Linked DNA regions of Mus musculus: all the other regions are linked to region 3. The links are chromatin loops, found by intact Hi-C in ENCODE. Cell type or tissue: heart. All regions are shown on one strand. Links, peaks and the distances in the headings refer to the core of each region. The heading gives the core; the rest is flanking DNA. Region 1 has its middle 18 kb from the start of Psg19. Region 2 overlaps Psg19 (pregnancy specific glycoprotein 19). Region 3 overlaps Psg22 (pregnancy-specific glycoprotein 22).

What was found. A loop is a pair of places that touch in the nucleus more often than their neighbours do. Peaks named below come from ENCODE experiments on the same cell type or tissue, not always from the same donor. Only the 100,000 strongest peaks of a DNase experiment are listed, where the experiment ranks them.
Region 1: a loop joins it to region 3, with 4 times the contacts of the local background. A loop is called at or near these places in 8 of 42 quality-filtered maps.
Region 2: it touches region 3 in a loop (13-fold over the local background); 9 of 42 quality-filtered maps call a loop at or near these places.

What each region holds. Positions count from the first base shown.
Region 1 is chr7:18,776,648-18,784,900 of GRCm38, forward strand. No RefSeq gene overlaps it. Among named protein-coding and RNA genes, the nearest start is that of Psg19, 18 kb to the right of the region's middle. In heart, for the core only: a CTCF peak has its summit at 4,855 (motif pointing left); a DNase peak (open chromatin) is centred at 2,794.
Region 2 is chr7:18,786,296-18,794,548 of GRCm38, forward strand. Psg19 (pregnancy specific glycoprotein 19) reads right to left here. Exons shown (of 5, transcript NM_011964.2): 3 at 7,738-8,097; 4 at 6,125-6,484; 5 at 2,830-4,039. The coding sequence ends at 3,756. It also overlaps the pseudogene Sycp1-ps1. Among named protein-coding and RNA genes, the nearest start is that of Psg19, 8.1 kb to the right of the region's middle. In heart, for the core only: no CTCF peak of the experiment used is centred there; a DNase peak (open chromatin) is centred at 4,596.
Region 3 is chr7:18,722,318-18,730,570 of GRCm38, forward strand. Psg22 (pregnancy-specific glycoprotein 22) reads left to right here. Exons shown (of 5, transcript NM_001004152.3): 3 at 418-777; 4 at 1,970-2,329; 5 at 4,392-4,931. The coding sequence ends at 4,675. Among named protein-coding and RNA genes, the nearest start is that of Psg22, 8.4 kb to the left of the region's middle. In heart, for the core only: no CTCF peak of the experiment used is centred there; a DNase peak (open chromatin) is centred at 3,814.

The DNA.
Region 1 (8,253 bases), core at 2,292-7,291, 56 kb after region 3:
AGTTCCTTTTGGAGGATTTTACCTTTGATGAATACGAATATGAAGTGTCCCTCCTTGTATTTTTTGATAACTTTGGGTTGGAAGTCGATTTTATTCGATATTAGAAGGGCTACTCCAGCTTGTTTCTTCAGACCATTTTCTTGGAAAATTGTTTTCCAGCCTTTCACTCTGAGGTAGTGTCTGTCTTTTTCCCTGAGATGGGTTTCCTGTAAGCAGCAGAATGTTGGGTCCTCTTTGTGTAGCCAGTCTGTTAGTCTATGTCTTTTTATTGGGCAATTGAGTCCATTGATATTGAGAGATATTAAGGAAAAGTAATTGTTGCTTCCTGTTATTTTTGTTGTTAGAGTTGGCATTCTGTTCTTGTGACTGTCTTCTTTTTAAATTGTTGAAGGATTACTTTCTTGCTTTTTCTACGGTGTGGTTTCAGTCCTTGTATTGGTTTTTTTCTGTTATTATCCTTTGAAGGGCTGGATTCGTGGAAAGATAATGTGTGAATTTGGTTTTGTTGTGGAATACTTTGGTTACTCCATCTATGGTAATTGAGAGTTTGGCTGGGTATAGTAGCCTGGGCTGGCATTTGTGTTCTCTTAGTGTCTGTATAACATCTGTCCAGGCTCTTCTGGCTTTCATAGTCTCTGGTGAAAAGTCTGGTGTAATTCTGATAGGCCTGCCTTTATAAGTTACTTGACCTTTTTCCCTTACTGCTTTTAATATTCTATCTTTATTTAGTGCAGTTGTTGTTCTGATTATTATGCGTCGGGAGGAATTTCTTTTCTGGACCAGTCTATTTGGAGTTCTGTAGGCTTCTTGTATGTTCATGGGCATCTCTTTAGATTTGGGAAGTTTTCTTTTTCTTTTTTTTTTTTTTTTTTCCTTTTTTCTTTTTTATTAGGTATTTTCCTCATTTACATTTCCCATGCTATCCTAAAAGTCCCCCATACCCTCCCCCCCCCACTCCCCTACCCACCCATTCCCAATTTTGGCCCTGGCGTTTCCCTGTACTGGGGCATATAAAGTTTTCAAGTCCAATGGGCCTCTCTTTCCAGTGATGGCCAACTACGACATCTTTTGATACATGGCAAGTTTTCTTCTGTAATTTTGTTGAAGATATTTGCTGGCCCTTTAAGTTGAAAATCTTCATTCTCATCTACTCCTATTATCCTTAGGCTTGGTCTTCTCATTGTGTCCTGGATTTCCTGGATGTTTTGAGTTAGGATCTTTTTGCATTTTGTATTTTCTTTGATTGTTGTACCGAAGTTCTCTATGGAATCTTCTGCACCTGAGATTCTCTCTTCCATCTCTTGTATTCTGTTGCTGATGCTGGCATCTATGGTTCCAGATTTCTTTCCTAGGGTTTTTATCTCCAGCGTTGCCTCACTTTGGGTTTTCTTTATTGTGTCTACTTGCCTTTTTAGGTCTTGGATGATTTTATTCAATTCCATCACCTGTTTGGTCGTGTTTTCCTGCAATTCTTTAAGGGATATTTGTGCTTCCTCTTTAAGGTCTTCTACCTGTTTAGCAGTGTACTCCAGTGTTTCTTTAAGTGAGTTATTAAAGTCCTTCTTGATGTCCTCTACCATCATCATGAGATATGCTTTTAGATCCGGGTCTATCTTTTCGGGTGTGTTGGGGTGCCCAGAACTGGCTGAGGTAGGAGTGCTCATTCTGATGATGGTGAGTGGTCTTGGTTTCTGTTAGTAAGATTCTTACGTTTGCCTTTTGCCATCTGGTAATCTCTGGAGTTAGTTGTTATAGTTGACTCTGGTTAGAGCTTGTTCCTCAGGTGATTCTGTTAGCCTCTATCAGCAGACCTGGGAGACTAGATCTCTCCTGAGTTTCAGTGTTCAGAGTGCTCTCTGCAGGCAAGCTCTCCTCTTGCAGGGAAGGTGCCCAGATATCTGGTGTTTGAACCTGCCTCCTGGCAGAAGTTGTGTTCCACTCATCAGAGGTCCTAAGATCCCATGGAGAATCATTTGGGGACCTTGGGGGTGTCCGCAGACTCCACGCGCAAGGTGCCCTCCTGTTGGTTCCGACCAGAAGGGACTTTCGACCCTGCTCAGGCCGGGTTTTCTGCTTCCATAATTAATGCACTCTCATGTCTTGCATGATTGGATTGGAGCAGCAGTGTGTTCCACTCACCAGAGGCCCTAAGGTCTTGTGGAAAGTCCTGTGGGAACCTTGGGGGTGTCTGCTGACTCTGTGCCCAAGGTTCCCCGATGCTGGCGCAGACCGGAAGCCCTAAAGCCAATTCTTACAAGGATGGTTTCTCTAAAGAGCACAATTAGGTAAGAGAAAAGGTAGATGGTAAAGTAGTTTGAAATCAATGACCCAGTAGCCAAGGGAGCCCTGTGGTAGATGCAGGATCTAACTGGAGCATGAAGCAACATCCTGTCCATTGTATTCCAGTGACTGTTGAACAGCAGAGGCCACATTATTTCCTGTCTAGTATATGGGCTCAGTTATCCTAGGATGCTTCAGGAATTGTTCAGAGACATATGGTTTAGTTCTACAGTCAGATCTAACTCTGACTGTCCATTGGCTTTCAATTCATGGTCAAGATGTCCCCTTAAGCAGCTGATAATCAAGATTAACATCAGATCCTCCCTGGTTCACAGACAGCTGAGAAGGCCTCCAGGATGGGGACACTGGATACTCAGCTGGAGACAGAGAACTTGTGCTTCACATCTGTCAGCTGTGGACTGTGTGAGGCTCATGGGGACACTGTGCTCCCTGTCTCTCAGTTTCCCAGCAACAGCACACTTGGGGAATGTTGCAGTGTCTACAAGATACCCTTAAATATGAACAAAGGCCTGACACTGAGGAGGGACAGCTGTCCACATCAGCAGTGTCTGTTACCATTGCCTGAAGGAGAGGAGTCATTGGACTTCCTCCCTCAGGACATGAATCATCAAGTCACCAATATCCTCTGTCCATCTCATGGGGACACTGACATTCCTGTAAAGTCTCATATGCATTCAGAACAGTTGGCTGATGGCCTAAGCATTTGTACAGCTGTGATCTCCATGCTCAGACTCAGAAGAAGTTGTCCAGTGACATAGCCTACCAGTGGCTCTCATACCAGTGCACTGTCTGGTTCCCTGAGCTCTTTAGACATTCAGACTGTTAATGCATCATTCTTCTCTGTTAGCTCTGACAGCTAAGATTCTAAGAATGTACATAACCCCAGGTCACATAGAGTCAGTTCTCTAGGAGACTCATAAAGAGCCAGGACTTCCTGGTTATCCCCCTTCTAGTAAGATTCCATTGTTTCTTCAGCCAGACTCTCAAGCTCAAAGATCTTTCTCTGGATGTGTTTATGGTGAGAGCCTCACAATCTGGGAAAACTCTGATACTATGGCAGAGCTACACACACACACACATATGCACACATGCACAGCATATATAAACACAGAGAGACATGTATGCAAATACATGCACTCAGTCTCTTTCTCTCTCTCTCTCTCTCTCTCTCTCTCTCTCTCTCTCTCTCACACACACACACACACACACACACACACACACACACACATCCTGCCCTGAGTAGGGTAAAACATTCTGATATTCCAGATGGTCTACATTGACTGTGACCTCTGATAAATCTAAAACTCCAAAGGGGTACAAATTTCTCATAGGATATAGCTGCCTGTATTCTAATGCTACCTGGGTCCCCCATAATTGTTTACACAAGAGGGTTTGCAAAGAGCTTCTAGGAACCTGCACTCAGTTACTTCTAATTGGTATATTAAGATGCTGTTGAGATGCCAAAGCTTTTAAGTTCAGACTCCATTTTAGAGAACCTGAACTAAGTTTGAACTCAGGTAAACTAATAGGCTGGTATATAGCATTGGTCTCCAAGTTGCCCCACCCAAACAAAACTTGAGCCTACCTCCAGTCTGTAGCCTAATCTCCAACCACGCCAGTGTCTTCAGGTTATTCTCCCAACAAATATGCATCCCAAGTTACAAGCCCACCTCTTGCCTAGCAACCCCTCAATGCAGAGGGGAACAGAAGTTAATTTTCTGATATGACTCTCACTACCAGCCAATTATGTTAAAGGCCACAACATCTTTCCAATTGGATGTTTGCACATGTATTCCCTGCTTGCTGCTTACTATAAAGCCTTTCCCTGATAGATATTCAGGGCTCCCCCACCACCGAACCATCCTGCATGACAGTGGTATGTTGAGAGGGCCTGAGATAGCTCAAATAAAATAAAAACCCTGCTGTAAGTTGCATCAGATTGGTTACTGTGTGTGTTTGGGATAACATTTCCCTGGCATAACATTTTGGTATGTTGCCTGGGAAGTTCCCCCATGACACAAAGGACTACTGATGTGGATGGTCCTAAAGCTGGCAAAACTAGTCTAGGTATTTGGATTTTTATGTTTGTAAAACTGTGTTAAACTCCCTGCTTTTTCCCTGTCTGAGCACTGCATCTGTCTGAGCTTTTTCTGTAAGATCTGCAGAGTGGAATGGAGCAAACCTGTGTGGAGGTAAATGTGGAACTCTTCCAGCCCTCCTGAGATGATTTGTTTGTGTGGAACCTGATGGCTTGTGTTACCACTGTGATTATTCTAGGTATGAGCTGTGCTAGAGAATTTATCTGAGTATCAGAAATTTTCTATGTGGTCTGAAGGGTTGAGTACTTGTGCAGTGGTGCAAAAACTTGTGATGTATGTGGCAGCTCATTTGTCTGAATATCAACAACTTTCTGTGAGATCCACAGAGCATAACAAAAGCTTGTGTAGAGATAAATGACTTATGTTGCTCTGGTAATTTTTTCGGGTCTGAGTAAACATTTGTGCTGTACTGAGTATTGATGTGTTTGTGAACACCACCTTGTGGTTATGTCTTGTTACTGCAGGCTGATTCTGTTCTTAGAGTGACTCCACATTCAACTTCTGTGAGCACCACCTAGGTACAAGACCTTGAATCTGTTTCTGTGGCCAATTGCATTAAGGATAGACATATCGGGGAGCTGTGGCTACCACTGGGACAGGAGATTCTGAGCCTCCTCTGGGTGGGTGAGGGTTCAGGGAGCAGAGGCTTCCACACTTCTGGAAACAAGGCCTTGATTTTGTATCCATGGCCGGTTGCAGGTAGGGATAGATGTGTCTAGGAGCTGTGGCTATGGCAGGGCCAGCAGACGTCCTGGGGTGGGTGTGGACTAGGGGAGCTGAGAAACACCCACCAATCTGGTTCTGTTTTTGAGGGTGTGCACCACTGTCTGGTTGATTCTCACTTCTGCCTGATAGAGAGAAAAGGCTGGACTTGTGCTTGACGTGGCATAGAGAGGTGTTTGCATGAGAGTCACTTTCTGGTTGTTTCTTGTTTCTGCTTGAAAGACAGGGAAGGTTTTATTTGTCTTTTTATGTGTGATAATGGTGTTTCTTGTTACAAGATGTCTTTGATAAAGTAACTTTGACGAGATGACTTTGTCAGGTGGCTTTCACAAAGTGACTTTGACTTGATAGATATATTAGCATGAGACCAGCTACATCTAGCACATTCTTCAGGTTCCCTTCACCACCGAGGAGGCCAGGAAGCTGGTTCCTGGCCCCACACAGAGTCCTCCTAATAAACCTAAACAGGGAATACTACAGGAAGTAGACCATTCCTGTGCAAAAATGAAACAAACCCGAGTAACACCCAGAGGTGACACAAAACCACTGAAGGTTTATATGGGGATGCACATGTTGTTCAGGTTCAACATCACCATTTCAAATTTGAAAGCTCAAAATATCCTGCATCCATCTGGATGGTGCTCTGTTAGGGCACTGATTCATTTGGTGCACAGTGTGTCTCTGACACTGTGTGCAGACCCAAGCGGTATTGATTGGTGTCTATGACAAACTGTGTGAGTCCATGGCTCTTGGGATGGTTTGTATATGCTTGGGTCAGGGAGTGGCACTATTGGAGGTGTGGCCTAGTTGGAGCAGGTATGTCACTTTGAATGTGGGCTTTACTACCCTAGCCCCAGCTGCCTGGGAGTGAGTGTTCTGCTAGCAGCCTTCAGGTGAAGATGTAGAACTCTCAGCTCTGTTGCACCATGTCTGCCTGGACTCTGCCATGCTCCTGCCCTGATGATAATAGACTGAATCTCTGACCTGTAAGTCAGCCACAATAAAATGTTCCCTTTCATAAAAATAGCATTGGTCATGGTATCTGTTCACAGCAGTAAAACCTGAACCAAGACAGAAATTATTAATGGAAGTGGGGTATAGCTGGGATAGCCCTGACCAGTATTTGTTTAGAAGCATGTAGATTTTGAGACTTTGGATTTAGAACGCAGTGGAATGCTTTAAATGGGGATTAATGGGCCATCCTAGTAGTAATGTGGGAAACTGCTGTTGGGAGTAATTTGAAATGAACTGGAATGGCCCAAGGAGTTTCAGAGGAGAAGATTTTTCAGTATGTGCTGTAAAGACCATTTGGGGGTATTTTGTGAACAATGTGGCTACTTTTTACCCATGACAAAAGAGTCTCCCTGAAGCTAAGGTGAAGAGACTCAGATTAAATGCATTGATAAAGGAAGAATCACAAATGCCCATCATAGTTGTTCTCTGTTTAGTCTCATAAAGACCATTTTAAATAAGACTAGCTAGCTATGAAAGGAAAAATATAAAAATACATGTTTTGCAGTTTTAAAGAGGCACCAGGAAGTGAAATGGAATTGAATTCTATGTTCTAGGAGATAACAGTTTAAGGGATTTGGGGACAGGATTCTACTCAGCTAAGTTTAGATCCAGGTATGGTGGTATACACCTTTAATCCTAGAACACAAAGTTAAATAGATCTTCGAGTTCATGGCTACCCACAGACAAAGCATGTTCGAGGTGAAGAAAAGCTTAAATCCTGGCATGGTGGTACACACCTTTTATCCCAGTATTACAGTAGGAGAGAGCCATGCAGATCTCTGAGTTCAAGGTCAATCTACAGAGCAAGTTCCACGAAAGCCTACCTAAGGCAGAGAGAGTCAGAAGAGAGAAAGCTGCTAATAGAATAAAGGGGACCATGTTCCAGCCCTAGCAAGCAGCAGAACACAGCAGGTATGGTCATGAGGCTCTGGCTTTAGTGTGTAAAATAGAAGGGACTACTGAGGCAATTGATGCAGGACATCAGGAACTAAGAAGTTAGCAGTGATTAAGAAGAGACCATTATTACTGAGGTTAAATCTTCAGGGAAGTGTTTTCTGAGAGCACAAAGAAGTGGTGTTCCAGAGATACCAGAGGTTGTACCTGTGATGCATCTGTAATTGGTAATAGGTAAGAGTCGCCCAGGTGGTACTGGTTTTGAAGGCATGAAGGGGTCATGAAGAGCAGCTGAAGCTAGTCACTATGAGAGGTAATGGAAGCCCATTGGTAATGGTGCAGCCTCAGTTGCAGTTGTTGGCCCAGGACTGATGGGGTCATGTAAAGGAGTTGAGGCATCACATCATATAGAGAGTCTATGAGAGGCTATTGATGAAGCATAACTGCAGTGCAAGTCCCCAGTGAATTGGAGATGCCAGTACCATGGGGAGATCACCAAGAAAAGCATCAGCAGTAGAGTAGATAAACCTGAGCTTAGAGTGCTACAGAGGGCAGAGATGGAAACATGATGCCAGCCATTTGGAGGAGCCCAGAAGATCATGTGTGGATCCCAGACATTGAAACAAGAAGCTATAACATTGAAGCTGCCTTGGAGACCCCAAGATGTTCAAGATGCCACAGTCATGGGAAATCTGCTGAGGAAAGCTGCTAACAGGGAGTTGAACCAGCCCAGGAGAAAGAAGTTAGTTGCAGTCAAAAAGGAAGAAAAACAAGTGCTGATCTGAAAACCTCTTTGACATCAGACATGGAGAGACACAGTTTAGAGTCTGCTCACCTTGTTTGCTGTCTTGATTTGGAAATTACAGTTAATTGATTGGATGAATCTCAGAAAAAAACTTTGAAGTTTGGACTTTTAATGTTTGTTAAGACTGCTATAGACTTCGATCTTCTTGAGTTTCATGTGTTTTGCAAATTGTATCTTGGGTGTTCTAAGTTTCTGGGCTAATATCCACTTATCAGTGAGTACATATCATGTGAGTTCTTTTGTGATTGGGTTACCTCACTCAGCATGATACCCTCCAGATCCATCCATTTGCCTAGGAATTTCATAAATTCATTGTTTTTAATAGCTGAGTAGTACTCCATTGTACCAAATTTTCTGTATCCATTCCTCTGTTGAGGGACATCTGGGTTCTTTCCAGCTTCTGGCTATTATAAATAA
Region 2 (8,253 bases), core at 1,837-6,836, 65 kb after region 3:
CGGGCCACGGAGCCTGCCAACGGCCCAGTAAACAGCATGGATAAGCAAAAGTCCTTCTCCCTGTTACTCCCGCAGAAACCACAGATGGCGGGAGGAGACTCCAACTACTTCAAGACTGTCAACAAATGTACAGAAGGTGATTTTGGTGTTCCATTTACAATGTCCAGTGTATCGAAAAAATCGGGAAAACATTGATACAGATCTTGCTTTTCAAAAACTTAGTATTTTGCCCATGCTGGAACAGGTTGCTAATTCTGGCAGTTGGCCACTATCAGGAAGGAGTAAATGACTCTGATTTTGAGTTTGAAAATGTAAAAGGAAGCTTGAAATTAGAAGAAGAAATTCAAGAAAATAAAGATTTAATAAAGGAGAATAATGCTACAATACATTGGTGTAATCTGCTCAAAGAAACCTGTGCTAGATCTGCAGAAAAGACAAATATGAATATGAGCGGGAAGAAACCAGACAAGTTTATATGGATCTAAATAACAACATTGAGAAAATGATACTAGCTTTTGAGGAATTTCATGTGCAAGCTGAGAATGCCAGACTGGAAATGCATTTTACGTTAAAGGAAGATCATGAAAAAAAAATCCAACATCTTGAAGAAGAATATCAGAAGGAAGTAAATGGCAAGGAAAATCAGGTATCACTACTATTGATCCAAAGTGCTGAGAAAGAAAATAAAATGAAAGATTTAACATTTCTGTAAGAGGAGTCCAGAGATAAAGCTAATCAATTAGAGGAAAAAAACAAAATTACAAGATGAAAACTTAAAAGAATTAAGTGAAAAGAAGGATCATTTAACATCAGAACTTGAAGATATTAAAATGTCTATGCAAAGAAGTATGAGCACTCAGAAGGCTTTTAGAGGAAGATTTGCAGATAGCAACAAAAACGATTTATCAGCTCACTGAAGAAAAAGAAGCTCAAATGGAAGAACTCAACAAAGCTAAAACTATTCACTCATTTGTGGTGACTGAACCTAAAGCTACTACATGCACTTTGGAGGAATTACTGAGAACAGAACAGCAATGGTTGGAAAAAAATGAAGATCAACTGACACTGATTACTGTGGAACTCCAGAAGAAATCAAGTGAACTAGAAGAGATGACTAAATTTTAAAATAACAAAGAAGTGGAACTTGAAGACTTGAAAAACATATTGGCAGAAGACCAAAAACTTTTAGATGAAAAGAAACAAGTTGAGAAGCTTGCTGAAGAATTAACTACAAGGGAAAGAACAAGAACTAATTTTCCTTTTTGGAAACCAGAGAGAAAGAAGTCCATGATTGCAAGTACAGGTAACTGTCACTAAAACAAGTGAACAGCATTATTTAAAACAGGGTGAAGAAATGAAAACTGAGCTTGAAAAAGAGAAACTTAAGAATGCTGAATTAACTGCAAGTTGCGACATGCTTTTGCTTGAGAACAAAAAATTGATACAGGAAGCAAGTGATATGGCCCTAGAACTCAAGAAACATCAAGAAGATATCATTAACTGCAAAAAGCAAGAAGAACAGATGTTGAAACAAATAGAAAATATGGAAGAAAAAGAAAGGCATTTAAGGGATGAACTGGAATCAATAAGAAAAGAGTTCATACAGCAAGGAGATGAAGGCTCAAAGCATTGAATGTGAAGTTTTAAAGAAAGAAAAGCAGACGAAGATATTAGAAAATACGTGTAATAATTTAAAGAAACAAGTTGAAAATAAAAGCAAGAATATTGAAGAGTCTCACCAGGAGAATAAAACCTTGAAAAAAAAGAGTTCAGCAGAAAACAAACAACTGAATGCATATGAGATAAAGGTCAGTAAATTAGAGTTGGAATTAGAAAGTATAAAGCAAAGATTTGAAGAAATGACGAACAATTACCAGAAGGAATTTGAGAACAAAAAGATATCAGAAGGAGAGCTTTTGGGATAGGTTGAGAAAGCCAAAGCAACAGTTGATGAAGTGGTAAAGTTACAGAAACTGATTTCTGATGCCAACATAAACTAGCTGAAATGGTAGCACTTATGGAGAAACATAAGCACCAATATGATTAGATTGTTGAAGAAAGAGACACAGAATTGGAACGTTATAAAAACAGAACAAGAACAGTCACGAGTGAAGATCGCTTTGGAAACTGAACTATCTAATATCAGAAATGAACTTGTATCCCTTAAGAAGCAACTTGAAGCAGAAAAAGAGAAACTAAAAATGGCAAAAGAAAACACAGCAACTCTCAAAGATAAAAAAAAAAAAAAGATAAGAAAATACAGGCATCTTTACTGGAATCGCCTGAAGCCACTAGTTGGAAATTTGATTCTAAAACAACTCCTCCACAAAATATATCTCAGCTTTCCTCATCAATGGAGAGTGGCAAACCCAAAGATAACAGAGATAATCTGCAGACATCTGCCAAAAGCATTTTACTTACAACAGTTACAAAGGAATAGACAGTGAAGACACCAACTAAAAAGGGTATATATCAAAGAGAAAACAAGTATATACCTACTGAAGAAAGTAATAAAAAGAGAAAAACAGTCTTTGAATTTGAAGTTAATTCACATAGTTCAGAAACTGCTGATCTCTTGAGACTGGTTTCAGAGGAAGATATATCAAAAAGACTTTACAATAATAATTCACCAGATTCTCATATTTTAGTCAAAACCCCAAACAGACTCCTTTATCACTATCAACTGCTGCATCTTTTATGAAGTTTGGAAGTCTGAGAAAAAAATGATAGGGGACCTTTGGGCAATGATTGCTAAAACTGATAGGAAAAGAAGACTAAAGGAAGCAGAAAAGTTATTTTCTTAATTTGAGAAAACCAATGTTGGTTACAGAGACTAAAACAAGAGTTAACTTTATTACTTCCAAGAGATCCAAACTTTACCAAGGATTTCAGACTTTAAAATTAATTACACAGATAACTTGGGTTTATGTTACTATATTTGTGGCCTCAATATAAAATGACTATATATCATCAGAATTTTTATTGTATTCAGATACGTTTTGTTACTTTTACTTGCAATGGATATTGAAGGTCGAAGTTTTTTAACTTGAGATTTTGATCATTAGAAATGCATTATTGAGATTTATGATTTTTTCCTTATTATTGAAATGTTTTGGATGTAAAAAGAAAAAAAAGAAGAACAAATGGAACATTTTCCCCTTGGGCTGCATTGTCTACCAATAGTAAGCAGAGCAGTGTGTGAAGGGCACAAGCAGCTTGAAAGAATAGACACAATGTGGTACCAAGTGCTCCATAAATTACATTGCAACTATTAAAGACAAAGACATCATTAATTTGAAGGCAAATGGATGGAATTTGAGAATATCATCCTAAGTGAGGTAACACAGTCCCAAAATGGCATGCAGGGTATATACTCACTGATAAGTGGACATAAGCCATAAAATACAAGATACACACACTACACTACACTACACTACACTACACTACACTACACTACACTACACTACACTACACAGATCCAAAGATGCTAAACAAGATGGAAGGCCAAGGGAGCATGCTTTAATCTCACATAAAAGGGAGAAAAATAGTCGTAGGAAGCAGATGGAGGGAGGGAACTAGGTAGGAGAGGGGATGTGGGAGAAAATGGAGGGCATCAGAATCAGGTGTGGGGAGGGATGGGAGAGATCGACAACTGTCCATATGAATGAATGGAAATCTGTAACTGGCAGGGGTGGGTAGGTGTGGACATCTCAATACAGAAATGCCCCCACCCTGATATAGCATGAGAGGAGGGGTCACTCATTCATCACAGCCAGGCTGACTGGGAGACTGGTCTTTGAGCTGACTGGGTTGAAGGCCTCACATTGATACTCTCCAGCATCCTCCTTCCTCACAGTATGTATCCTGAGTTGGCATTTTGATGGGGACAGTGTCATCCTCTCTGTGAGCTGCAGACGCTGATTGTTGAAGAGCCAACGGATGGAGACCCCAGTGTTGTCTGAGAAGCAAGTGAAGACCACTGAGCTCTGTACTCGAACTGTGCTATCTGTGACTCTCATGGCAGGCTGTGTCACAAGCTCTGCAAAGAAACAGAGGGGGGACCAAATGTCATTCATCTTTCAGAAAGCTCAACCTGCCCCTCTGTAACTCACACTTAATAAAGCTTCCAGGGAGGAGAAATTGGAGCTGTGACTACAGTGATATCTTGTGCTTTGCATCTGCAACCCGTAGACTGTGTGACCCTGATTGAGCCACTGGGGTTGATGTGCCTCAGTTTCCCTGTACTAGGACAACTGTGCATGATCATTGCACTGCCTATGACTTAAGATTAGGTATGAGCAATGTTCTGACCTGGGGATGGGAAGCTGCTCACAGCAGCAGCATCTGTTCCACACTTACCCTAGGCTGGATTCCTGAGGGTAAGGAGGTGCCTGGAGAACTGACACCTCTGTCCCAACCCTTGGGGACATTTTTTTTCATCTGAGTATCCTAAATCCATCAGAACAGTTGGCTTCTGTCCTGGCACCTGTCCATTGAGACTCAGGAGGAGGGACAAAGGTGACCCACATGACTGCAGCTGTCATGGAAGTAAACAGCTGATCCTACACCCTGTGGGACATGGACACTCAGCCAAGCCTTGTTTCCTGTCAGCTCTAACAGGAAGTCCAATGCTAGCCCTGAGGAGAAGGTCTCTGGGGACAACTAGAGTTGAGTCTGGATCCCTGGCTTCCTGATGCTCCTCTTACTGATTCAGTAGTGAGCTGGACCATGGAGGAAGGGGGAACACAGTCTAAAAAGGAAGATAGAAGGTAAAGAGACAAATCCATCAATATTGAGATCTTTGTCTTGGGTGAAAAGACAGGGTCATGTGACCAGAGAAGCTTAGATCCATCACTCAGTGGAGGTGGGTGGGAGGGTTTGCACAAGTCAGAGGTAGTGACCAAAATACCTCCGTGCCCTCAGAGGACCTAACTGTGTGTCCATTCCTCTGTGAGGAACTCTGTCCTCGGGTCTCCACCCTCACTGTCCTCACAAGCCTGTTCTCCCTCAGAAGATGTGGGTTGCAGGTAAATTTCTCTCACTCTTCCTCTACAGAACCCAGGTTTTCACAGCGCAATCTCCATTCTGGTCCAGTGACCACCTGACATCACTTTGAGATTGCCTTCCTGGTCTGTCTTCCAGCCCATAACTCCTAAGGCCTTGTTAGAAAAAAATGTAATTTGATATTTCGAGAAGGTCCAGTGCCTACACAGGCTCAGATGCCTGTGTGTAGATAGCCAGATATCCAAATATTTGGCATGTCCCAGTGGTAATAATATTCTCATATTTGGAGCTACTGACACTGGTTAAAGCTCCAGCCCACACTGTCACATGGAGGTGTCTAAAGTAGACATGAGTATGGCTATGTGTGCTGGTGCAGGTGTACACCATCCTGAGTGTGTGCTTACAGACAGGAAACAGCACCTAGATGCAGGTCAGAGGTCAACTTGAGAGACCCTTTCTCATCCTTCCATCTTAGAAGATTCCAGCAAGTCTCTGAGCTCCCCTCCTCCCACACAGTCAGGCACTGTCCTCCTCACCAATGAGCAGGACACACTACCAGGGGCGGCAAGCATTGCAGAGAAGTACACAGTGGGTCATCATGGCTGCAACAGCCTACTCTTCCCTCATGATGTGCACTGGATGGTGATGACACCTGCCATGACAGACTTGTACCATGTCAGCTGTAACAGGAATCCAACGCCAACCAATGACGAAAACATTCCCAGTGTTACCTGGAGACTAACCATCACAGAGATTTGCAGCCAGAGCTTCCTGGTGCTCTCTGTGGGGACTCCATGGTTTCCTCAGCTAGGGCTTATCTGACCCTGGAGTCTACACCAGGGCTATCTGCATGGTGAGAGGCCCAAGGGTCATGGCTGAATCTGACATTCTTAGACTGAGTTTGCGCAGCACAGGATGGGTAACTACATGAAAGGACAGGTGGCAGGTTCTGATCTAATGCTGTTGGTTCACCCATGTGTGCCCTGCAGTAAGCGCCCAAATGCCATTGTGAAGTCACAATGCAGTGAGGGAGAGAGCAGGCACAGCCCACTCCTCAGAGTGTAATTATAAAGTAGGGTAAGCCACACCCAGCAGCTGGAATCCATAGAGAGTCACTTACTGTTCACATTGACTTGCACATGCGCTGTTTCAACTTTCGCATTGCTGTCGATTGTTACTAGTGTGTAGAAGCCAGAGTCTTTCTCAGTGACATCCTGGAGGAGCAGGGATCCATTGGTGTACCCTATCTCTCTTCCACTGTGTGCACGGCCACTGATGATAGACTCTGTCACTATGCTGTATTCTGCAATTTTAAAGTCCTGAGTGCTATAGACGCCTTTGTACCACAAAAAGGTTTGCACATCTTCTGGCAGATTATGGACCTGGAGAAGAACACTTTCCCCTTCGACAGCATGTGGTGGCACTGGATCGATCCTCAGTTGGACAGAGTTGAAAGCGTCACAGCACGAGGAAAGGGAGGCTGGAAGGGAAAGGAGAAAAACTATCACATGGGATCATTGTGCTCCATTGAAAGATGGTGACCTGAATCCTGAGCAAATGGATTCTTCACTCAGCCTAGACAGGCCTGTGGGTGTGTCTACCCGACCTGGTGGAAGTCAGCAACATGGCCTCCATTTCCTCTCATTTCCTCTGCATGGAGCTCTCTCCTCAGTGTCTCCATGGCTGCCCCTCACTGCCCTCAGTCAGACACTGCACACACTCATGCACACTGGGCTTTGAGATGATGCCTCCCTCTGACCTTGGTCTCTGCACACCCTGCATATTCACTTCCTGACTTTTCTCATTTCCTTTGTACCTGCACTCAGCTTCTGACCTCACTTTCTACATGTTCTTCCTGCTCTACCTGCTGACCCCAGGACTAGGGCTGAGTGAGGGCTTGGAGCAGGCTGCTCTTCTCAGCAGGCCCTAGATTATGCTGCCAGGCTTTATGTCAACTTGACACAAGCCAGAGTCATTTGAAACAGGAGCATCAACTGAAAATACAAATACCAGAATGGCCACTGGGCATGTCTATAGCACATCTATAGCACACAAGTGGTAATTGATGTGGGAAGGACTAGTCCACTGTGAGCATTTCCACCCCTGAGCCCATAGACCCATGTGCTATAAGACCAGGATGAGCAAGGTGTGAGAAGATAGGCAGGAGCAAACAACCCTCTATTCTGTCTACAAATACCCTGGGTTGCTGTGATTTCTTCCATTGTTTTTTTTTTTGTTGTTGTTGTTGTTTTGTTTTGTTTTGTTTTATTGGTTTTTTTTCTATGAAACTCTACCTTTTAGTGATAATAAATACACAGAATTGATATAGACAGCCAAAAAAATTTGTTCACTGTCTGCTCAGAGCAGGAGTAAGTGCCGAGTCCTGATAAATTGGAACCCAGGACATTTTTAGTCAAGCCTGGGACAGACAACCAGCGCCAGAGCTTCCCAGGGCTCACCACTCTGTGAGGACTCTACACTTTCCTCATGTGCATTGCAAGAGCCTCAACAGACAGAGCAGTCTGGCTCTTAGGTCCTCCGACATACCACAGGGAGTCAAAAGACAGAGTCTAACCCATGGGCATTTCCCTCCTACATGTGTGTCCTGCATACACGGTGGTCAAACCCCATCATGGGGATAAAAGTGCAGACAGGAGGTACCATGTAATGCCAGCAGTGACGGTGCTCAGGGTAGAAGCCCCAATGCACTGAAAAATCACAAGAATCACTTACTGTCCACCTGAAGGTAAATGTGTGCTAATTCTATTCTCGAATATCTATTCAGAGTTCGTAGGGTGTAGAATCCGATGTCCTTCCAGGTGACATTCTGGAGCAGCAGGGATCCATTGCTGTACACTATCTCTCTACCGCTGTGGGCAGGGCCCATTTCAATTGAATTCTTGGCGGTTCTGTGCCGGGCAATCTCAACCTTGTTAAACATAGTCAACCCTTTGTACCAAAAAAGCGATTGAAGATGCTCTGGAAGATTGTGAACACGGAGAAGAACGCTTCCCCCTTCAGCAACGCTGGCTGGCACTGATTCAATAGTGAGGAGTGCAGGTGGAGAAGGGCGCCCACAGATGAAAAGAGAGGCTAGAAGGGAAGAGAGATCCATCGATATTAGGACTTTTATATTTGACTAAGATGGCGCCCTGTGTCCCGAGCAGCTGTGTCCGTAGCTCAGCTGAGGTGTGTGGGTGAGGGTCTCCCTACCCTACTTGGTGGTGGTCACCACATTACCACCCTCTG
Region 3 (8,253 bases), core at 1,005-6,004:
ACACTATTGGTTCTAACAGTTCTCTAGCCCTAGTGGACTGGAAGACAGAGCAGTGACTAAAGCTAGAAGGTGAATCAGGTATTAGTTGTAATCACTGAAGGACAATAGACAAAAAAGTCACAGTGTGAAGGTCGGGAGGCCTGACCCCAAAATACAACTACACTGAGTGTGAGCAGGGATCTGAGGGGAATAAAGCAGGGACATGTAGACACAGGAGGAGAGAGCATCATAGAGAAGAAATGACAACCGAGGGTCACTGAGCACAGGGTGGTAATGTGGTGACCACCACCAAGTAGGGTAGGGAGACCCTCACCCACACACCTCAGCTGAGCTTTGGACACAGCTTCTCAGGACACAGTGCAACATCTCAGTGAAATATAAAAGTCCTAATATCGATGGATCTCTCTTCCCTTCTAGCCTCTCTTTTCATCTGTGGGCGCCCTTCTCCACCTGCACTCCTCACTATTGAATCAGTGCCAGCCAGCGTTGCTGAAGGGGGAAGCGTTCTTCTCCTTGTCCACAGTCTTCCAGATAATCTTCAATCGCTTCTCTGGTACAAAGGGTTGACTGTGTTTAACAAGGTTGAGATTGCTCGGCACAGAACAGTCAAGAATTCAAGTGAAATGGGCCCTGCCTACAGCGGTAGAGAGATAGTGTACAGCAATGGATCTCTGCTGCTCCAGAATGTCACCTGGGAAGACACAGGATTCTACACCCTACAAATTGTGAACAGATATTGGAAAATGGAATTAGCACACATTTACCTTCAGGTGGACAGTAAGTGATTCTCTGTGATTGTTCAGTGCTGGGTGGGGCTTCTACCAGGATCACTGTCACTGCTGGCATGTGACTACCTCCTGTCTGCACTTTTATCCCCATGATGGGGTTTGACCACCGTGTATGCAGGACACACATGTAGGAGGGAAATGCCCATTGGTCAGACTCTGTCTTCTGCTTTCCCCTGGTATCTCAGAGGACCTAAGATGCCAGACTGCTCTGCCTGTTGAGGTTCTTGCAATGCAACTGAGGAAAGTGTGGAGTCCATACAGAGTGGTGAGCCCCGGGAAGCTCTGGCCCTGGTTGTCTCTGCCAGGTTTGACTAAAAATGTCCTGGGTTCCAATTTTCTCCTGCTCTGAGATGACAGTGAACAATGGTTTTTGGCTGTCTATATCAATTCTGTGTATTTATTATCACTAAAAGTAGAGTTTAATAGAAAAAAACAACAGAAAACAAACAAACAAACAAAAACAATGGAAGAAATCAAAGCAACCCAGGGTACTGGTAGACATAATGGAGGGTTGCTTGCTCTTGCCTGTCTCCTCACACCTTGCTCATCCTGGTCTTATAGCACATGGGACCATGAGCACAGTGCTGGAAATGCTCACAGAGGACTGGTTCCTCCCACATCAATCACCACTTAAAAGATGTGCTATAGACTTGTCCAGTCTTGGTATGTGTATCTTCAGTTGAGGCTCCCTGCTTCAAATGACTCTGGTTTGTGTCAAGTTGCAGCATATTCCTAGGCTTGCTAAGAAGAGCAGCCTGCTGTAAGCCCTCACCCAGCCCTAGTCCTGGGTGCTGCAGGCAGAGCAGGAAGAGCATGTAGAAAGTCAGGTCAGAAGCTGAGTGCAGGTACAAAGGAAATGAAAAAAGTCAGGAAGTGAATATGCAGGGTGTGCAGAGACCAAGGTCAGAGGGAGGCATCATCTCAAAGCCCAGTGTGCATGAGTGTGTGCAGTGTCTGACCCAGGGCAGTGAGGGGCAGCCATGGAAACACCGAGGAGAGAGCTCCATGCAGAGAAAACGAGAGGAAATGGAGGCCATGTTGCCGACTTCCACCAGGTGGGGTAGACACACCCACAGGCCTGTCTAGGCTGAGTAAAGAATCCATCTGCTCAGGATGCAGGTCACCATCTTTCCATGGAGCACAATGATCCCATGTGATGGTTTTTCTCCTTTCCCTTCCAGCCTCCCTTTCCTCGTGCTGTGACGATTTCAACTCTGTCCAACTGAGGATCAATCCAGTGCCACCGCATGCTGCTGAAGGGGAAAGGGTTCTTCTCCAGGTCCATAATCTGCCAGAAGATGTGCAAACCTTTTTGTGGTACAAAGGCGTCTATAGCACTCAGAGCTTTAAAATTACAGAGTATAGCATAGTGACAGAGTCTCTCATCAATGGCTATGCACACAGTGGAAGAGAGATATTGTTCATCAATGGATCCCTGCTGCTCCAGGATGTCACTGAGAAAGACTCTGGCTTCTACACACTAGTAACAATCGACAGCAATGTGAAAGTTGAAACAGCCCATGTGCAAGTCAATGTGAACAGTAAGTGACTCTCTATGGATTCCAGCTGCTGGGTGTGGCTTACCCTACTTTATAATTACACTCTGAGGAGTGGGCTGTGCCTGCTCTCTCCCTCACTGCATTGTGCCTTCACAATGGCATTTGGGCGCTTACTGCAGGGCACACATGGGGTGAACCAACAGCATTAGATCAGAACCTGCCACCTGTCCTTTCATGCAGAGTTACCCATCCTGTGCTGCGCAAACTCAGTCCAAGAAAGTCAGATTCAGCCATGACCCTTGGGCCTCTCACCATGCCCATAGCCCTGATTTAGACTCCAGCATCAGATAAGCCCTAGCTGAGGAAGCCATGGAGTCCCCACAGAGATCACCAGGAAGCCCTGGCTGCAAATCTCTGTGATGGTTAGTCTCCAGGTGACACTGGGAATGTTTTCATCATTGGTTGGCTTTGATTCTTGTTACAGCTGACATAATACAAGTCTGTCATGGCATGTGTCATCACCATCCAGTGCACATCATGAGGGCAGAGTAGGCTGTTGTAGCCATGATGACCCACTGTGTACTTCTCTGCAATGCTTGCCGCCCCTGGTAGTGTGTCCTGCTCATTGGTGAGGAGGACAGTGCCTGACTGTGTGGGAGGAGGGGAGCTCAGAGACTTGCTGGAATCTTCTAAGATGGAAGGATGAGAAAGGGTCTCTCAAGTTGACCTCTGACCTGCATCTAGGTGCTGTTTCCTGTCTGTAAACATACACTCAGGATGGTATACATCTGCACCAGCACACATAGCCATACTCATGTCTACTCCAGACACCTCCTTGTGGCAATGCAGGCTGGAGCTTTAACCAGTGTCAGTAGCTCCAAATATGAGAATATTATTACCACCAGGACATGCCAAATATTTGGTTATCTGCCTATCTACTCACAGGCATCTGAGCCTGTGTAGGCATTGGACCTTCTCGAAATATCTAATTACATTTTTTTCTAACAAGGCCCTAGGTGTAATGGGCTGGAAGACAGACCAGGAAGGCAATCTCGAAGTGATGTCAGGTGGTCACTGGACCAGAATGGAGATTGCGCTGTGAAAACCTGGGTTCTGTAGAGGAAGAGTGAGAGAAATTTACCTGCCACCCACATCTTCTGAGGGAGAACAGGCTTGTGAGGACAGTGAGGGTGGAGACCCGAGGACAGAGTTCCTCACAGAGGAATGGACACACAGTTAGGTCCTCTGAGGGCATGGAGGTATTTTGGTCACTACCTCTGACTTGTGCAAAGCCTCTCAACCACCTCCACTGAGTGATGGATCTAAGCTTCTCTGGTCACATGACCCTGTCTTTTCACCCTGTCTCTTTACCTTCTATCTTCCTTTTCAGTCTGTGTTCCCCCTCCCTCCATGGTCCAGCTCACTACTGAATCAGTAAGAGGAGCATCAGGAAGCCAGGGATCCAGACTCAACTCTAGTTGTCCCCAGAGACCTTCTCCTCAGGGCTAGCATTGGACTTCCTGTCAGAGCTGACAGGAAACAAGGCTTGGCTGAGTGTCCATGTCCCACAGGGTGTAGGATCAGCTGTTTACTTCCATGACAGCTGCAGTCATGTGGGTCACCTGTGCACCTCCTTCTCCTGAGTCTCAATGGACAGGTGCCAGGACAGAAGCCATCCTAATTTCTGATGGACTTAGGATACTCAGATGATAATAATGTCCCCAAGGGTTGGGACAGAGGTGTCAGTTCTCCAGGCACCTCCTTACCCTCAGGAATCCAGCCTAGGGTAAGTGGAACAGATGCTGCTGCTGTGAGCAACTCCCTATCCCCAGGTCAGAACATTGCTCATACCTAATCTTACGTCATAGGCAGTGCAATGATCATGCACAGTTGTCCTAGTACAGGGAAACTGAGGCACATCAACCCCAGTGGCTCAATCAGGGTCACACAGTCAATTGGTTGCAGATGAAAAGCACAAGATATGACTGTAATCACTGCTCCAATTTCTCCTCCCTGGAAGCTTTATTAAGTGTGAGTTACAGAGGGGCAGGTTGAGCTTTCTGAAAGATGAATGACATTTGGTTCCCCCTCTGTTTCTTTGCAGAGCTTGTGACACAGCCTGTCATGAGAGTCACGGACAGCACAGTTCGAATACAGGGCTCAGTGGTCTTCACTTGCTTCTCAGACAACACTGGGGTCTCCATCCGTTGGCTCTTCAACAATCAGAATCTGCAGCTCACAGAGAGGATGACCCTGTCCCCATCAAAGTGCCAACTCAGGATACATACTGTGAGGAAGGAGGATGCTGGAGAGTATCAATGTGAGGCCTTCAACCCAGTCAGCTCAAAGACCAGTCTCCCAGTCAGGCTGACTGTGATGAATGAGTGACCCCTCCTCTCATGCTATAGGAGGGTGGGGCATTTCTGTATTGAGATGCCCACACCTACCCACCTCTGCCAGTACATATTTCCATTCATTCGCATGGCCAGTTGGCCATTTCTCCCATCCCTCCCCACACCTGATCCTGAACCCCTCCATTTTCTCCCACATCCCCTCTCCTACCCAGTTCCCTCCCTCTATCTGCTTACTACAACTATTTCCCCCGCTTTTATATGAGATTAAACATGCTTCCTTGGCCTCCCAACTTGTTTAGCTTTTAGTGTAGTTTGTGTATCTTGTATTTTTTTACTAATATCCACTTATAAGTGAGTATATACCATGCATGCCATTTTGGGACTGTGTTACCTTACTTAGGATGGTATTCTCAAATTCCATCCATTTGCCTTCAATGTAATGATGTCTTTGTCTTTAAAGTTGCAATGTATTCCATGGGGCATTTGGTACCACATTGTGTGTATTCTTTCAAGCTGCTTGTACCCTTCACACACTGCTCTGCTCACTATTGATACACAATGCAGCCTACGGGGAAAATGTTCCATTTGTTCTTAATGGACTGACTTTAAAGCCTTTGATGAAATAAAGGGGTGGGGGTGGGGGACTGAGATTGACAGTTGCCTTAGTGTTTTACTTCTCTGAACAGACACCATGACCATTGCAAGACTTAGAAAGAACAGCATTCAAGTGTGGCTGGCTTACAGTACAGAGATTCAGTCCATTATCATTCAGGCAGGAGCATGGCAGTATCCAGGCAGGCATGATGCAGCAGAGCTGAGAGTGCTACATCTTTACCTGAAGGCTGCTAGCAGAACACTCACTCCCAGGCAGCTAGGGCTATGGCATTAAAGTCCACACCCACATTGATACACCTACTCCAACAAGGCTACACCTCCAATAGTGCCACACCCTGGCCCAAGTGTATACAAACCATTACTTTCCACTCCCTGGTCCCCATAGGGTTGTCTAAACACATGAGTCTATGCTGGTGATACCCAAACACGGCATAATTAAAAGTAACTTTAGTCCAACTTCCAAAGTCCCTAGTCTATAGCAGTCTCAACAAACGTTAAAAGTCCAAACTTCCAAGTTTTTTTCTGAGATTCATCCAATCAATTAACTGTAATCTCCAAATCAAGACAGCAAACAAGCTGAGTAGACTCTAAACTGTGCATCTCCATGTCTGATGTCAAAGACATTTTCGGATCAGCACTTGTTTTTCTTCCTTTTTGACTGCAACTAACTTCTTTCCCCTGGGCTGGTTCAACTCCCTGTTAGAAGCTTTCCTCAGCAGATTTCCCATGACTGTGGTATCTTGAACATCTTGGGGTCTCCAAGGCAGCTTCAGTGTTATAGCTTCTTGTTTCAATGTCTGGGATCCACTTATGATCTTCTGGACTCCTCCAAAAGGCTACCATGTTTCCAGGTCTGCCCTCTGTAGCACTCTAAGCTCAGGTTTTCCACTCTACTGCTGATGCTGTTCTTGATGTTCTTCTCATGGCAATGGCATCTCCAGTTCACTGGGGACTTGCACTGCAGTTAGGCTTCATCAATAGCCTCTCATAGACTCTCTACATGGTGTGATGCCTCAAGTCATTTGCACGACCCCATCAGTCCTGGGCCAACAACTGCAACTGAGGCTGCACCATTTCCTATGGGCATCCATGACCTCTCACAGTGACAAGCCTCAGCTGTTCTTCATGACCCCTTCATGCCTTCAAAACCAGTACCACCTGGGTGACTCTTACCTATTACCAATTACAGTTGCATCACAGGTACAACCTCTGCTATATCTGGAACACCACTTCTTTGTGCTCTCAGAAAACACTTCCCTGAAGATATCACCTCAGTGATGCTGGTCTCTTCTTAATCACTGCTAAGTTCTTAATTCCTGCTAAACTGCATTAATTGTTTCCTTCTATTTTACACACTAAAGCCAGAGCCTCATGACTGAACCCGCTGTGTTAGCTGCTTGCCAGGGCTGGAACATGGCCCCCTTTGTTCTGTTAGCAGCTTTCTCTCTTCTGACTAGCTCTCTGCCTTAGCTAGGCTTTCGTGGAACTTGCTCTGAAGATTGACCTTGAACTCAGAGATCTGCATGGATCTCTCCTACTGTAATACTGGGATTAAAGGTGTGCACCACCATGCCAGGATTCAAGCTTTTCCTCACCTTGTATATGCTTTGTCCATGACTGGCCTTGAACTCAAAGATCTACTTGACTTTGTGTTCTTGGATTTAAGGTGTTTACCACCATGCCTGGATCTAAATTTAGCTGAGTAAGATCTTGTCCTCAAATCCCTTAAACTGTTATCTCCTTGAACATAGAATTCAATTCCATTTTACTTCCTGGTGCCTTTTTAATACTGCAAAAGCATGTATTTTTATATTTTTCCTTCCATAGCTAGCTAGTCTTGTTTAAAATGGTCTTCATGAGACTAAACCAGAGAACAAAATATATGATGGGCATTTGTGATTCTTCCTTTATCAATTAATCTGAGTCTCTTCACCTTAGCTTCAGGCAGACTCTTTAGTCATGGGCAAAAAGTAGCCACATTCTTCACCAAAATACCCGCAAACTGTCTTTACAGCACATACTGAAATTCTTCTCCTCTGAAACTCCTTGGGCCGTGCCAGTACAGTTCACATTACTCCCAACAGCAGTTTCCCACATTCCTATTAGGATGGCCCATTGATCCCCATTTAAAGCATTCCACTGCTTTCTAAATCCAAAGTCCCAAAATCTACATGCTTCTAAACAAATACTGGTCAGGGTTATCCCAACTATACCCCACTTCCACTACCAATTTCTGTCTTGGTTCAGGTTTTACTGCTGTGAACAGACACCATGACCAATGCCATTTTTATGAAAGGGAACATTTTATTGTGGCTGACTTACAGGTCAGAGATTCAGTCTATTATCCTCAGGGCAGGAGCATGGCAGAGTCCAGGCAGACATGGTGCAACAGAGCTGAGAGTTCTACATCTTTACCTGAAGGCTGCTAGCAGAATACTCACTTCCAGGCAGCTGGGGCTAGGGTAGTAAAGCCCACATTCAAAGTGACATACCTGCTCCAGCTAGGCCATACCTCCAATAGTGCCACTCCCTGACCCAAGCGTATACAAATCATCCCAAGAGCCATGGACTCACACAGTTTGTCATAGACACCAATCAACACCTCTTGGGTCTGCACACAGTGTCAGAGACACACTGTGCACCAAATGAATCAGTGCCCTAACAGAGCACCATCCAGATGGATGCAGGATATTTTGAGCTTTCTAATTTGAAATGGTGATGTTGAACCTGAACAACATGTGCATCCCCACATGAACCTTCAGTGGTTTTGTGTGACCTCTGGGTGCTACATGGGTTTGTTTCATTTTTGCACAGAATGGTCTACTTCCTGTAGTAGTATTAATATTATTAGTATTCCCTGTGTGGGGTTACTACCCATCTCAATGTTTTATATTTCATAAAGAAACACTGGCATAGCCTTATATTTTCATATGCCTTAAGCAGCACAATAGTTGGGCAACTGCCTAACCTCCATGCTGTTAGAATCTACCTCCCACT